Regions from separate parts of the Homo sapiens genome. Here all the other regions are linked to region 1. A link is a contact called in ENCODE Hi-C or POLR2A ChIA-PET data. All regions are on one chromosome and are shown on one strand. The core of a region is the stretch at or near the end of the contact, and the rest is flanking DNA. Distances in the headings are between cores, read along the strand shown. Region 1 holds the start of NXN (nucleoredoxin). Region 2 has its middle 22 kb from the start of ABR-AS1. Region 3 holds the start of ABR (ABR activator of RhoGEF and GTPase).

Region 1 (5,135 bases), core at 1,637-4,136:
TACCACCAAGTCGCGGAGACCGGTAGTGGTCCCAAATGCCAGGCTGCACTGATATTTATTGGATACAAGACAAAGGGGCAGGATAAGGAGAGTGAGCCATCTCCAATGATAGGTAAGGTCATGTGGGTCACGTGTCCACTGGACAGGGGGCCCTTCCCTGCCTGGCAGCCGAGGCAGAGAGAGAGAGGAGACAAAGAGAGAAACAGCTTCCACCATTATTAGAGACTTTTAGTACTTTCACTAATTTGCTACTGCTATCTAGAAGGCAGAGCCAGGTGTACAGAATGGAACATGAAGGCGGACTAGGAGCGTGACCACTGAAGCACAGCATCACAGGGAGACAGTTAGGCCTCCGGATAATTGTGGGCGAACCTGCAGTCAGGCCCTCCACAAGAGGTGGAGGAGTAGAGTCTTCTCTAAACTCCCCCCGGGGAAAGGGAGACTCCCTTTCCCGGTCTGCTAAGTAGCGGGTGTTTTTCCTTGACACTTACGCTACCGCTACACCACAGTCCGCCTGGCCACGGGTGTCTTCCCAGACGCTGGTGTTACCGCTAGACCAAGGAGCCCTCTGGTAGCCCTGTCTGGGCATAACAGAAGGCTCGCACTCTTGTCTTCTGGTCACTCCTCACTATGTCCCCTCAGCTCCTATCTCTGTATGGCCTGGTTTTCCCTAGATTATGATTATAGAGCGAGGATCATTATAATATGGGAATAAAGAGTAATTGCTACAAACTAATGATTAATGATATTCATATATAAGCCTATCTAAGATCTATATCTGGTATAACTATTCTTATTTTATATTTTATTACACTGGAACGGCTTGTGTCCTCGGTCTCTTGCCTCAGCGCCTGGGTGGCCTGCCGCCCACACTGTCTCAAAATAAATAAATAAATAAATAAATAAATAAATAAAGTTTTCACTAAAAAGTGATGCTTTCTGTGTGTGTTTTATAATATTGTCCCTACAGTGGCACAGACTTTCAGCATGAAAGTCTCCTGAGAATTAAGGTGGAATTCGACTTTGCAGTAGGATTCTAGGGTGTTCGAAGGCGGTCCTCCATCTAAGATCTTACCTGTGTCATTAGCAATACCAGCAGGTGACTAAGGAAGTGGATATAACTTGTAGAGACGCCAGTCCACTTTCCGCTCCCATCTCCACCTCTCCCAATTGTTTTATATGGTAACATTTCACCAAGCTGGAACCCTGCACCATTCCTTATTCTACCCTAGAAAAACGGAGAACCTTCGATGTGAACACTTACGTTTTGTGCCAAAAGCTTGAAGTTCTATTCTGAGGTTTAAATTAGCTCCCGCAAAGCGTCCTATCATTTGTGTATGTGGAAAGCTGCTGTAAAATAAAAGCATTGTGCCTGGTGTCCCGGCAGTGTCTTTTCACAAATGGAGTTTGGTCGGCCTCATTTTTCACTCTTTCCATTAGGTGGCGATGGATGCACAGGAAATATCCTCCGAAGCGGCGGTGGAAGCTCTGAGAGGGGCGGGTTTTCAGCTTTTATTTTTTTGCTTTCGCTGAGTCGTCAGTAGCTGATCCACACCGGCGGCCTGTTACTGTGGCTGGGCCCGGATCTGCACCTGCTTCGTGCACCAGTGGGTTGGGTTGGGGGGAGGCGCTGCGTGGCCAGAGTACTCGCCACGGACCACCTGTTTTTTTGTTTTTTTTGAGACGGAGTCTTGCTCTGTTGCCCAGGCTGGAGTGCAATGGAGCGATCTCGGCTCACTGCAGCCTCCGTCTCCCGGCTTCACGCCATTCTCCTACCTCAGCCTCCTGAGTTGCTCGGATTACAGGTGCCTGCCACTACACCCCGCTAATTTTTGTATTTTTAGTAGAGGCGGGGGGGGGGTGTCACCATATTGGCCAGGCTGGTCTCGAACTCCTGACCTTGTGATCCACCCACCTCGGCCTCCCAAAGTGCTGGGAATTCAGGCGTGAGCCACCGCGCCCGGCCCAGACCACCTGTTTAATCCAGCTTCTCCCTAAGCATTGGGGAGCATCCTGCCAGCTGGTAGGAAAAAAAAAATCTCTAGAAATGTTCTCAACTATCCATAGACTTGACATGAGGATGGAGCGGATTCAGGAGCGCGGCCAGCATTGGTCTGGAGGCCCCGCGGCGTCCTTTGCATCCATTTGTGGGGCTGGAAGACAGATTCGCTGGGGGGAGAGGCCCCGGCGACCCCTGGACGGAAATCCCACACTGAGACCTGGCACCCTAACCAGACCCCACCAGAAGCTGCGAGGGCGTCCTCGGCCCCCTTAGAACAGCTTGGAACACACAGAGGAGTCAGTGTCCAGCCAGGCCCGGCCTGATGCAGTGAGGACGGCGGGTCCTATAAGCATCTCAGGGTCAGTGGGGCCCGGAGCGGCCTAAGGGTCAGGCTTCGTGCAGGGAGAGGAGGAGGGAAAGGCCGGGGAGGAACAGGAAGAGGGTGAAGAGCTCCGCGGGGAGGGGGCGGGATCCCTGGAGGTCTGGAGGGAATTTAGAACTGGGGAGGAGAGAAAATGCGGGCCGGGCTGCAGCCCGGGAAAGCGCCGGCTCAGCGGGCCCTTCTCCTTTCTTCACTTCGGCCGTGGGCTTTCCAGGGAGAGTGCGGCGTTTCGGGTCCGGCTTCTCGCCCAAGCAGTCACCCCGCGCACCGCGGCCGGCAGCTGCGGACCCCGCCTGGGCGGAGAGCTCTGGCCACCGCCGGCCGCAAACGGGGCGTGGCGAGGGCGGAGGGGGCGTGGCGAGGGCGGGCGGAGGGGCGTGGCGAGGGCAGCCGAAGGGGCGTGGCGCGGGCCGCGGAGGGGGCGTGGCAGGGCGGGGGAAGGGGCGTGGCGCGGGCAGGCGGAGGGGGCGTGGCGTGGGCGGCCCTACTGGGCCGGGCTCTGCTCTCCCCAGCGCCTGCCGCCGACGCCGCCGCCTCCTCCCGCCGCGCGGACCGTGGAGCGGGGTCGCAGCCGCCTGCCCGCCCTGCGGTGGGCCAGGATGTCGGGCTTCCTGGAGGAGCTGCTCGGCGAGAAGCTGGTGACGGGCGGCGGCGAGGAGGTGGACGTGCACTCGCTGGGCGCCCGCGGCATCTCGCTGCTGGGTCTCTACTTCGGCTGCAGCCTCAGCGCCCCCTGCGCGCAGCTCAGCGCCAGCCTGGCCGCCTTCTACGGGCGCCTGCGGGGGGACGCGGCGGCCGGGCCGGGGCCGGGAGCGGGGGCCGGGGCGGCGGCGGAGCCCGAGCCGCGGCGGCGCCTGGAGATCGTCTTCGTGTCCTCGGACCAGGACCAGCGGCAGTGGCAGGACTTCGTGCGGGACATGCCGTGGCTGGCGCTGCCCTACAAGGAGAAGCACAGGAAGGTGAGCGGCGCGGGCCTCGCCGGCCCCTGCCCGCCCCCCACGCCCGTTACCCCTGCCCGCCCCCCACGCCCGTTACCCCTGCCCTCCGCCAACCCCGTTGTCCCCCTGCCCGCCCTCCACCCCCCGACCCCTGCCCCCAGTCCCCCGCCCCCCGACCCACTGTCCTCTCCCCGCCCCCCACCCCGCCGTCCCCGCCTCTGCCCCCCCCCCTTCCGCGCTGTGCCCGCACCCTCATCCCAGGACCCCTCTTTGGTTCGAGTGCTGCGCTGCGCCCGCCCTGGAAAGTTGGACCCCCCTCGGCCCCCGGGATCCCGGCTCGAGCCCCTCCGTCCGCACACGCTGGGAGCCTCGGGTGGGGGCGGCTGCGCTCGGGGATCCCGGTTCCGCGACCCCTTCACCCGCGAGCAGAGGCGCCAGGCCCTTCCTGCCTCCGCCGCCGACCCCCGCGGATTCCCACAGTGGGGAGGGGAGGGGAGGGGAGGGCGCACGCCCCCCGCCCGTGGCGCCCAAACCAGCGCGTTTCCTTTCTTTCCGGGAGAAACCTGCCTTCCCGGAGCCCCTTCCCCGGGGACCGGGGACCTGGGGGCCGAGGCCGAGGTCAGGAGAGGCGGCCGGTGACCGTGGCCGTGGCTGTGGCCGAGAAGGGCGCTCACGGCTCCGTCTCCCGCCCCCGCCTCCCCCGCCCCAGGCTGAGTTCGCGGCCACCGGGGAGCTTTGCATTGTCTGGCCGTCCAGCCTCCTCCCCAGACGCCTCCCGGGCGCGGGAACAGCCCGGGCTGTGCAGAGCTCAGCTGCGTGGTGGCCCCTGTGGTCCCGGGGTCTTCGAGTTAAGGGCTGAGCTGACCCCATCGATGCACATTGACTGGAAGAAGGAGGATTTGGGGAAATGGATACTTTGCTGTCAACTTCTCGTGTCTCCCAGTTTGCTGCCGAGTTGAGTTTGGGTTTCTGAGTGTGTCCCTTGGGTGAGGATGTCTGTCTCTGTGATAATAAAGCACATCCAGGACATTTTGTAATGAATGGAGTCAGAAAAAGTTTTGGAGCGCTGTTGCTTCGTGAGTGTATATGATGCAACGTGTGAATCCAGCCCCTTTCCCTTTTTGAGGAAAGCCTGTTTCTGGAGTGGACAGAAGGGCTATTCTGGGGGCGTTTAGTTTCCTCTGGGGAGCATGGCGAGGCGTGCCACGTGTTCCTTTTATATGTGCAGAATCTTGTTGAGAAGCATGATTTAGATTTACTGGGAGCAAAAGGCTTACACTGTGACCCCAAATGTCTTGAGTAAATCATCCATCCCGAAGCAGTGGGAGGTAGAGATTCGAGATTTAAAGTATGAAATACAGTTGATCCGATGCAGTTTGTAAATTTCATATTGGGAAAACATAGGTTCACTAACCACTCAGAGGCAAGAGTTGGCATTTTTACTGCTTTTTAGGTTATTTTGCCCATTTTGATTGACATGCTTGATATAGTATGAATATGCATGGCCAGTACTTTTTGATTCAAAATACGAGAATCCTTTGTTTTCCTTGGTGGTGGTTTTTGTGATACGTTCGTGGAGAAATAATGTTCAGAAAGGGATTTGCCAAAAAACATTTTCATTGTTACGGCAAGTTTCTGTTGTAGACTAAAGTCTACTTAAAATAATGTCCTTATCCGGCAATACAAATGATTTCTAGCTTTTGAAAACATAGAATTATGGTAAAATGTTACAGGCTTAACAGCCTATTGTTGTGTTTTTTACTGAAGAGGAAATACATTTTTTGGATAGTAAAAATATGGAGCAAACAGATGT
Region 2 (5,135 bases), core at 1,605-4,104, 220 kb before region 1:
CTGGGTGGCAGAGCAAGAACCTGTCTCTAATATTAATAATAATAAATTAATGTAGTGAATCATGCAGATTGTCTAATATTGAGCTAGGCTTGTATTCCTGGGATAAACCCTGTGTGATCTAAGGGGTCAAGGGATGCTCGGTTGTGCACGCAACAACCCAGTCACGTGGCAGTTACACTATAAACGCATCAGTGTCTAACCCATCACAGTGATGTGACGTCAGTGGTCACATGAGAGCTCACTGCAGCCTCAACCTCTCTGGCTCAAGTGATCCTCCCGAGTGTGCCACCACACCCAGCTAATTTTGTTTCTCTTTTTTTTGAGACGGAGTCTCCTTCTGTCACCAGGCTGGAGGGCAGTGGCGCGATCTCAGCTCACTGCAACCGCCACCTCCTGGGTTCAAATAATTCTCCTGCCTCAGCCTCCCAAGTAGCTGGGACTACAGGTGCGCGCCACCACGCCCAGCTAATTTTTGTATTTTTTTTTTCTTTTTTCGAGTCGGAGTCTTGCTCTGGCGCCAGGCTGGAGTGCAGTGGCGCAATCTCAGCTCACTGCAACCGCCACCTCCTGGTTCAAGTGATTCTCCTGCCGCAGCCTTCTGAGTAGCTGGGACTACAGGCATGCACCACCACATCCAGCTAATTTTTCTATTTTTAGCAGAGATGGGGTTTCACCATGTTGGCCAGGATGGTCTCCGTCTCTTGATCTTGTGATCTGCCCGCCTGGGCCTCCCAGAGTGCTGGGATTACAGGCGTGAGCCGCCGCGCCTGGCCAATTTTGGTATTTTTTGTAGAGATGAAGTCTTACTATGTTGTCCAGGCTGGTCTCAAACTGCTGGGTCAAGCAGTCCTCCTGCCTTGGCCTCCCAAAGTTCTGGGATTACAGACGTGAGCCACTGCACCCAGCCAATGCATTTTCAATAGAAAAGATTCAAACGCTACTGAAATCTTGGAAATGAAGCCTGTCATTTCCTGTCACCTCTCCCCCCGACCCCACTCCTCTCTCCAGAAGGAGCCTACAGAACAGGCTGTTACAGATGATACATTCTCAGGCCTTTCACGGCATGCTTAGAAGTATTTGTATCTCATTTGTGCACTGTTTCATTTATTCTCACAACCAGAGAGGTTTGTATTATTAGCCCCCATTTGATGTATGAGAAAACTAAGGCTTAAGAATATTGGGTAATGTGCCAAAGGGCCCAGAGCTCATTACAGTCTCTTAATAATGGGGATAAAACCGGGTATGGTGGCTCAGGCCTGCAATCCCAGCACTTTGGGAGGCTGAGGTGGGCGGGTCACCTGAGGTCAGGAGTTTGAGAGCTGCCTGGCTTACATGGTGAAACCTCATGTCTACTAAAAATACAAAAATTAGCCGGGCGTGGTGGTGCACCCGTTATCCCAGCTACTTGGGAGGCTGAGGCAGGAGAATCACTTTAACCCAGGAGGCAGAGGATGCAGTGAGCCGAGATCACGCCCTTGCACTCCAGCCTGGGTGATAGCGCGAGACTCAGTCTCAAAAAAAAAAAAAAAAAAAAGAAAAAGAAAAAGAAAAGAAAAAAAGAGGTTCTGAGAAATGTGTAGATGATTTCACTGTTGTGCAAGCATCATAGTATATTTTACACAAACCTAAATACAAAAATCACCTGGCTGTATATTTCACACAAACCTAAATACTAACATACAGCCCAGGTACATAGTAGGCTCAATGGTATAGCCCACTATGTGATATAGATATGATATATGATATAGACAGCTTACTGCTCCTAGGTACGAACCTGTATAGCAGGTCACTATACTGAATACTATAGGCCGTTGTAACACAATGGAAAATGTTTGTGTATCTGAACACGTCTAAGCGTACAAAAGGTACAGGAAAAAATACAGGATTATAATCTTCTGGACCACCTTTGTATATATAGTCCTTTCAGGTCATATGGCTCAGGACTGTAGTTTGAACCCATGTTTCTCATTTTTTTTGTTTGTTTGTTTTTTGAGACAGAGTCTCGCTGTGTCGCCCATGCTGGAGCGCAGTGGCGCAATCTCGGCTCACTGCAACCTCTGCCTCCCGGGTTCAAGCGATTCTCCTGCCTCAGCCTCCCGAGTAGCTGGGATTACAGGCGCGCACCACCACGCCCGGATAATGTTTTGTATTTTAGTAGAGACGGGGTTTCACCATGCCGTCCAGGCTGGTCTCGAACTCCCAACCTCAGGTGATCCGCCCGCCTCGTCCTCCCAAAGTGCTGGGATGACAGGCCTGAGCCACCGCGCCCGGCCCACATTAAGTCTTTAAATGCCCCGCTGGGGACTAAGATGCCCCTGGTGGAATCCAGGAGCCCTGGTGGTGGCTTCTGCGGGGCCCAGGCCGAGATGAGGGAGAGGCCGGGAGGAGTGGACTGGGCTGGCCCGTGGGCCGGGGGTCGGTGGTTTCTCGTGCCCTCCCCTCGGCTCCAGGGATTTCCCCCGTGAAGCCGGCACCGAGGTCCGGACAGGAAAGCACTTTGAGCCATGGATTTATGTAAAATCCAGATGAGGAGCTGGAGCTGGTTTCTCCTCCCGCGTCAGGCGGCGCCACCGGAACGTCCTGGCGGGACACACACTCACGCCACACCCCCTGGCGGGTCTCTCGCCACGCGGAGAGAGCGCCCGAGCCCCCTTCGCCCCGCGAGGTTCCCAGGGTGTAGGCAGGCCCGGGGGGCGCCATCCGCCTTCCTGCGCGAGTCACGGACACGACCCGGGCCCTGAAGGCGTCTGCATCACCGCTCCCGCCGAAACCTCAGAAACCGAGGCCGAACACTCGCCGGGCTCCTCGCAGCGGCGGCGGGCGGTGACTCAGGGGTTCCCGACTGGATTAACCGCGCCTGGAGGACTAGGCAGCCCGGGCGACTTACCGCAGCCTCATCACGTGACCAGGACCTGCGGCCCCCGCCCCCGCAGACTCCGTCCCCGCGGGCCCCGCCCCCGCAGACTCCGTCCCCGCGGGCCCCGCCCCCGCAGACTCCGTCCCCGCGGGCCCCGCCCCCGCAGACTCCGCCCCCCGCGGGCCCCGCCCCCTCAAGGCCCCGCCCCCACGGGGGACCGCCCCGCAGGCTCCTCCCCGCGGACCCCGCCCCCCATGGACTCCGCCCCCACGAGCCGGGCCACGCCCCCTGAGGACTGCGCGGGAGCCTGGCTGGATCCGAAGCCCCTTCCAAGGAGTCTCCCCAGGATCCTCTGCTCACACCGGCAAGTGAAAGACCTTTTAAAAGGAATGGGGCTGGGCGCGATGGCTCACGCCTGTCATCCCAGCACTCTGGGAGGCCGAGGCGGGCGGATCACCTGAGGTCGGGAGTTCGAGACCAGCCTGGCCAACATGATGAAACCTCGTCGCTACTAAAAATACAAAATTAGCCAGGCGTGGTGGTGCATGCCTTTAATCCCACCTACTTGGGAGGCTGAGGCAGGAGAATTGCTTGAACTCGGGAGGCGGAGGTTGTAGTGAACCGAGATCACACCACTGTACTGTAGCCTGGGGGACAGAGCAAGACTCCATCTTAAAAAAAAAAAAAAAGTAATGGCAAAAACAGCAATTACTTTTGCACCAACCTAAATAGTAGGGTTCGAGGAGAGCTGAGCTGACCACTTTCTCCCAAGCAGTAGAAGCTTCCTTGTTGAAACAAGAGGGCCATTTGTCTCCAAGGTCTCTGTTTCTAGCCGCAGTGTTTCCTAACCCTAAACCTAGGCCTATTTCATCAAGGGTCAGCGGATTAGGAGTAGATGGCTATGGATCACCTTCCCTTTCCTAACAGGGTCTTCATTTCATGCAACATTTGCTGCCAGCTCATATGTGAAGATGTGAAAAGGGGGCAGCTGGGGCCTTTCAGAAGAGGGTCAGGAATCTGAGCCTCTTTGTCCATAGGGGAAATACTCTGAATGCAACTTCATCATGAGTGGGCACGTGTGTGTTTGGGGACTGTTCGCTGAAGAGTATAGGAAAGAGACAGCCGGGATCCCCTTTGAATTTGCAATTTAGAATGAGTGATCTAAGATGAGTAATAAGAGGTTGGAGATTCTCTTTTGAATGTGCGCTCTGGGGCTCTGGTATGGCTGCATCTGTTATAAAGAGGTTCTTGGGCCAGGTGCGGTGTCTCACACCTGTAATCCCAGCACTTTGGGAGGCCGAAGGGGGTGGATCACCTGAGGTCGGGAGTTGGAGACCAGCCTAGCCAACATGGGGAAACCCCATCTATGCTAAAAATACAAAAATTAGCTGGGCATGGTGGTGCCCCAACCTGGGCAACAGAGCGGCTACAGAGCCAGACTCTGTTTCGAAAAATAAATAAATAAAAGGAGGCAAAGGGATTATGTTTTTCTAGATGGATCTTCTTTCTCTTAATCTAGCTGCTCTTGAATAGCAAAGTATGGGAGGAACACACTTATGAAGAATAGCGTTGCTTTGACTTTTTAAGAAACACTAGTAAGCAGGATGGGCGCGGTGGCTCACGCCTGTAATCCCAGCACTTTGGGAGGCCGACGCGGGCGGATCACGAGGTCAGGAGATCGAGAGCATCCTGGCTAACACGGTGAAACCCCATCTCTACTAAACATACAAAAAAATTAGCCGGGCGTGGTGGTGGGCGCCTGTTGTCCCAGCTACTCAGGAGGCTGAGGCAGGAGAATGGCGTGAACGTGGGAGGCAGAGGTTGCAGTGAGCCAGAGATCACGCCACTGCACACCAGCCTGGGCAACAGAGCGAGACTCTCTCAAAAAAACAAACAAACAAGCAAAAATGCTAGTAAGCTACCTCTGCACTGTCAATGAGACACCCCCAGAAAACAAAGCGTGTGGTTTTGCTTTGGTGACCTTCACACCACGCACAATATCGGGGTTGCCGTCATCTCTTCGGCATCGGGGGGCCTGTTTCACTTTTTGTCTTGTTTTTACCCTCCGGAGAGAGGTGTTGTGTGTGTGTGTACCCGTGTTATACACGCTCACATAAAAGTCAGCCAGCATGATGATAATAGCTGATACTGCGTGAGTGCTAACGAGGGAACAGGCGCTGTGCGGGGTGTCTTCTTTTCACGATCTCGCTGGGTCTTGTTAACAATCTCAGTTAAAGCACTTACCGTCATTACTGAAGAGACTGAAGCTCAGAGAGGT
Region 3 (5,135 bases), core at 1,733-4,232, 200 kb before region 1:
TGGTGCTCAAAGGCTCACACACTTGTCTCTGTGGCCAAGGTTAGCATCTGGCCGTGGTGTTAACATCTACTGGAAGCCATCCAACAAAGGCATCAAGGGAATCTCGAAGTGACTGCCCTTTCCTGAGACACGTTGTCTGAGACAGACGTCTGGAGATGGAAGAGGGTTGACAGGGTTTCCCAGAGGGTGGTCTCTAACCCCATGGACCCGCAGAGATTTCTCAGGACCTTCAGCACCCGGTGATCACCAGTTAGCTGGCCGTGGAGGCAGTATGCGTGGTGTTTAAGAGCATGAACAGGCCGGGCGCGGTGGCTCACGCCTGTAATCCCAGCACTTTGGGAGGCCGAGGCGGGCGGATCACGAGGTCAGGAGATCAAGATCATCCTGGCTAACAAGGTGAAACCCCGTCTCTACTAAAAATACAAAAATTAGCCAGGCGTGGTGGCACGTGCCTGTAGTCCCAGCTACTCGGGAGGCTGAGGCAAGAGAATGGCGTGAACCCGGGAGGCGGAGCTTGCAGTGAGCCGAGATTGTGCCACTGCACTCCAGCCTGGGCGACAGAGCGAGACTCTGTCTCAAAAACAAACAAACAAACAAACAGAAAAAGAGCATGAACAGAGTGCCAGGGTTCAAGTCCCAGCCCTCACTTACCCTCTGAGTGGGTTACTCAGCTGCTCAGGGCCTCGGTTTTCTGACCTGGAAAATGGAGAAAACAGAGATAACAGTGACATTCACGGTGAGATCACGCTAGTGAACGAAACGCTAAGCCGGGCACACAGTCGGTGTTCTGTGTTCGTTATCAGAAGTTTCCTCTGTAGAGCCCTCAAGATTTGTCTCTCCCTCTACCCTCTATCGTGTTGTGGAGTGGAGGGTCCGAGAGTGCCAGGATTGGACAGAATGTAGACAGAAAAAAGCAAACTATGGCAACGCGAAGGAAAGCAACTGCCACATTTTAGCTTGGAGGATGCTGAAAATAGCTTGTTCAAGCCTTTGTAGATAAAAATGTAAAATGTACGCAAATGTATGTGACTCACGCAGAAGCATACATCCATAGCTCCCTCACAGTCAGCGCCGGATGTGGCCATCAGGAAAACCCCACAGTGTGGGGAGAGGGCCCGAGCGTTCTTGCTTGTTGTTGTTTTGAGGAGGGGACGGTGCTGCTGCCTCCTGGGCTGGTGGCTCCTGGTGGCGGCAGCTCACGCCCGTTTCCACCTTTCCCCTGGGCTGTCTTCCGAGAGTTCCAGGTGGGAAGAAGAGATGCCCTTGGCCCCTCATGGCTCCTCCGGCCTCGCGGTCCTCCGAGAGCCTGCTCGTTCCCTTCCCATGCCGAAGCTCTATTTCTGGAGCGTCTCATTGGAGATGCACGCCCCCTCCCTGCCAAGCTCCAGGTGCCTGCTTGGCCCTCCCAATCCTGTGTGCTAGTCAGGGACGGTGGGAGGGTGACAGCTGCAGGGAGGGGCGGCAAGAGACAGCGCTGGTGCCTGAGCCAGGAGGATTGGGGCGGAGGGAGCCCTGGGGACGCAGGGACGGGCTAATAATATTGAAAACCACTTCTGCTGCAGCCACCTGTAGAGGCTTCCCCACCCAGAGCATCATCCTGTGCGTCTCCCAGGGGCTCCCCAGCCTGTGATGAGTGGGTGACCCCCATCTCCCCTGGGGCAGCTGCAGAGGCCTCTGCCCAAGCAGCTTATGGGGCTTCCTCTCAGCATCCTGGGGGAGGAGCTGCTTCTCCCCTTAAGAACTAGATGTGTGTGTGTCTGTTTGGAGTGATGAGGACCGACCCCCACACCCCTCCAGCGTTCTGCGGGTGCCGACCACACTGCCCCCGGCAAAGGCCAGGCTGACTTAACCTTCCTGGTAGGCCTCTGTAGGGCTGGGCTCCCAGAAGTTTTCCCCTTAAGCTGCCTGGGGATGGGGTGGGGTGGAGACAGCTCCGGTATCTGAAATGTCACTATCTGGGGTACCGGGCCCCCTGGGTGGGCCCCACTGCTTCCCTTTCCCTGGGTTCAGGAAGGGGCTTCAGCCCCACTGCCCTGGACCCCCCTGGCCTGACTCCCCTCCTGTCCTTCCCTGCTCCAGGGTCGCTTGGCCCAAAGAGGTCTGTGGGGAAGCTGCCATGGCTCCCACAGAATCAGCCCACAGGAGACAGGCATGGGGCCCCCAATCTCTTCACTGCCCTTGGGCGAGGGGGTCTTCCTTAGAGGGAATTTCGTCTCTAAACGGTCATTTCTCAGGCCTCTTGACCCGACTTCCCACCATTTCTAGGTGATGATGCAAACACGATGGGCTTTCCAGGCCGCGGCTCGGGGTCCCCAGGAGGGGTCCTGGAGGGGAACGCGTGGAGCCCTTGGGGCTTCTCCTGGCTCCAGTTTGTCCTCCGCCCAGGAGGGGCACATGTGGGACTGTCCTGGCCCCACAGCCCCCGTGACTTCGGTCCTCCCGGGTCTCCACCCGCCCCCCTCCATGTGTGGCGGGAACGGCCGCGCTCAGAGGTCAGGGGTGTGGAAAGGGACGAGCGGGGGAAGGTTCGGGAGGAGAGAGGCGCGTCCCGCGGCGCGCAGGACGTTCACCCCGTGGGTCCCGCAGCGGGTCTGGCTGGGGAGGGGCCCGGCCGCCGCTCCCGCCCGCGAAGCCGCGCTTGGAGATCCCGGGCGGGAGGTGATGTCACCCCTGTGGGCTCCCGGGCCCCCCACGGCACCTGGTTTGCGGATCGCCAGGATCCTGCTGAGCCCGGCGCGGGGGGGACGAGGGGGACCTGGGTCTGCGCCGCCGCCTGGAGACCCCCCGAGACCCCCGCGGCCCCTCCTCGCCCAGCGCCGGAGCCCCGCTGCCCCCTTAGCCCGGCCGGGGGCGTCCTGCGGAGGGCGGAGCCTCGAGCCGATTGGTCCCTCCCCGCCCCGCCCCCGCACCAAAGCCCCGCCCCCGCACCAAAGCCCCGCCCCACCACGAAGCCCCACCCCCGCCCCGCCCCCCGCGAAGTTGCTCATCGGTTCCGGGATCCGCAGCTGGGCTCGGCGCGGCCGCTGGGGCCGGGAGGGTTCGGGAGGGTTTTGGGGGCTCCCGCCCCGCCCTCGCCCCTGCCCCGGCCGCCCCGCGCTCCTCCCGGGGACCTGGTTCCCGGCCTCCTCGCCCCTCCGCGCTCGCAACTTCGGCCTCCCCCGGCTCCCGCCCGCTCTCCCTCCTTTGTTGCGCGATGAGGGTCGGGTTTCGGATCTGACCGAGCCGCCGCCGCGGGATGGAGCCGCTCAGCCACCGGGGCCTGCCGCGCCTGTCCTGGATCGACACCCTCTACAGCAGTACGTGTGCCGGGCGGGGGCGGGACCCCAGGATCGGGATCGGGACCCCAGGATGGAGATCGGGACCCCAGGATCGGGATCGGGACCCCAAGATCGGGATCGGGACCCAGGCACCGGGCTGGTCCGGGGAGCGCGGGCGGGGGCGAGATCGGGGTCCGGATCGGGGTCGGGTTGGGAATCGGGATCGGGGTCGGGACCCAGGAGCCGGGCTGGTCTGGGGGGCGCGGGCGGGGGGTCCCCAGAGAGGATTCCTGCGGTCCGGGGGCGGGGACCGTGGGCGGACCGAGCCGAGAGCTGCGTCCCCCCTCCCACCTGTTGTGAACCCGGCCTCCGCGAGCCTCAGGGGAGGGAGGCCCTTCTGGGTGCTGCCCCCGCCCCTGGACCGGCAGCTTCTCTGTCCAGGCTGAAGCCGAAAGGCCGTTTTGGGAGCAGTCGTTGGCACCCGAGTTTGCCACCCCAGGGGCACCGGGTCATGTGTGGTTCAGGGCCCAGGGGTTCGGTGCTGGGGTGGGATCGGGTGGGAGGGGAGACGGGGGGTGCAGATATCCGCGGGGGCCGTTTGGATGCGGGAGCTGAAAATCCCGGGCTCAGCAATCTTTCCTGCCAGCCTCATCACCACCCCCACCCTCATCATCACCACCACCCTCAGAAGAAAAAAAAAACAAACCTTCTCGAGTTCTCCACCCCCTCGCTCCCAAATCTCTCTGGATCATGTGATTGCTCTTGCATGGCCCCGGGGGATGCGTAACTGATCACGGGTAATGGTGTGGGGGGGCTTGGGGCGAACCGAGAGCCGCCCCCCGCCCCCACCACCGCACCTTGCTCCTGCTCCGTTGCTAGAAAGGCACCGCCCCTTCTCCCCACCCTTCCCTGAGACACCTTTCCCGAAAGCTCTCAGGGATTAGGAAGAGGGTCCTCCTGGGCTTACATAGTGGATTTCGCCCTTCCTGGCCCACGTGAGTGGGACCCTCCCACTCTCTCAGCACATCTCCCAGGCAGGAGTTGGGGGAGGCACGTGGGGCCACGTGGAGCCTGGTTCAGCCTGATTCTAGGCACTGGATGCCATGGAACAGGAGCGTTTTCTTTCTTTTTTTTTTTTTTTGAGACGGAGTCTCGGCTCTGTCGCCCAGGCTGGAGTGCAGTGGCGCAATCTCCGCTCATTGCAACCTCTGCCTCCCGGGTTCAAGTGATTCTCCCGCCTCAGCCTCCTGAGTAGCTGGGATTACAGGTACCCACCACCACTCTCGGCTAATTTTTTGTATTTTTAGTAGAGATGGGGTTTCACCATGAGGCCAGGCTGGTCTCAAACTCCTGACCTCAGGTGATCCACCTGCCTCAGCCTCCCAAAGTGCTGGGATTACAGGCGTGAGCCAACAAGGGCATTTGTAAGGGTCATCCCAGCTAGAGTTCCTTGATAAGTCATATGGGGGGGGTGGGGGGAGTAGAGAAGGGTGATGCCTTGAGCCCCAAAGCCTTACTCTGGAGGCTGTGTGGTACCCAACATTCAACCTCTGACCTCAGCATCCCCTTGGGTCCAGGTCATTCCCTGTATCTTCTTCTCCACCCGCCTCCTCCTCCATCCATGTTCCTTCCTCTCCTCCCCCCAGGAGCTGTCCTTGTGATGGTTCATTCTGCTTTGGTTTCTCAACATCAAAGGGGCAAAGCCGGATCCCCTGGGCATAGGTCCTGTGCCAGGTGCCGCCGCTCCATCTGCTCCTTCCCCTGCAGAGGCCAGCGTCGTTGGGTGAAGGTCAGGGCCCATGGCTGTGTGGCATGTGCGTGCACGTGCGTCTGCATGAATGGGGGCACACATCTGTTCGGAGCGCAGATGCAGATCAG

What was found. A loop is a pair of places that touch in the nucleus more often than their neighbours do. ChIA-PET counts read pairs that join two places held with the same protein, here RNA polymerase II (POLR2A). Pooled maps may share reads with other maps.
Region 2: a loop to region 1 is called in a map of CD14-positive monocyte, with 7 times the contacts of the local background. The contact joins the enhancer-like site here to the promoter of NXN in region 1. A Hi-C loop is called at or near these places in 2 of 168 maps with a recorded cell type or tissue (CD14-positive monocyte and CD8-positive, alpha-beta T cell) and 5 of 50 pooled maps. POLR2A ChIA-PET finds 5 or more read pairs at or near these places in 1 of 52 experiments (A673).
Region 3: a loop to region 1 is called in a map of CD4-positive, alpha-beta T cell, with 15 times the contacts of the local background. The contact joins the promoter of ABR here to the promoter of NXN in region 1. A Hi-C loop is called at or near these places in 1 of 168 maps with a recorded cell type or tissue (CD4-positive, alpha-beta T cell), 1 of 37 single-sample maps with no recorded cell type and 5 of 50 pooled maps.

Annotation. Positions count from the first base shown.
Region 1 is chr17:977,527-982,661 of GRCh38, reverse strand. It overlaps NXN (nucleoredoxin), which reads left to right and starts at 2,886. Exons shown (of 8, transcript NM_022463.5): 1 at 2,886-3,343. The coding sequence starts at 2,984. RefSeq lists enhancers at 1,319-1,613, 3,038-3,973.
Region 2 is chr17:1,201,301-1,206,435 of GRCh38, reverse strand. It overlaps a transcript of ABR not described here. Among named protein-coding and RNA genes, the nearest start is that of ABR-AS1, 22 kb to the right of the region's middle. Within about 2 kb of position 2,854, at least 24 of the 41 ENCODE cell types and tissues checked have a DNase peak (open chromatin) inside an H3K27ac peak, as active enhancers do; they include A673 and CD14-positive monocyte, where a contact is called at or near this core.
Region 3 is chr17:1,177,828-1,182,962 of GRCh38, reverse strand. It overlaps ABR (ABR activator of RhoGEF and GTPase), which reads left to right and starts at 2,982. Exons shown (of 23, transcript NM_021962.5): 1 at 2,982-3,296. The coding sequence starts at 3,236. It overlaps ABR-AS1 (ABR antisense RNA 1), which reads right to left and starts at 1,336. Exons shown (of 3, transcript NR_187271.1): 1 at 1,035-1,336; 2 at 652-696. RefSeq lists an enhancer at 2,175-2,941.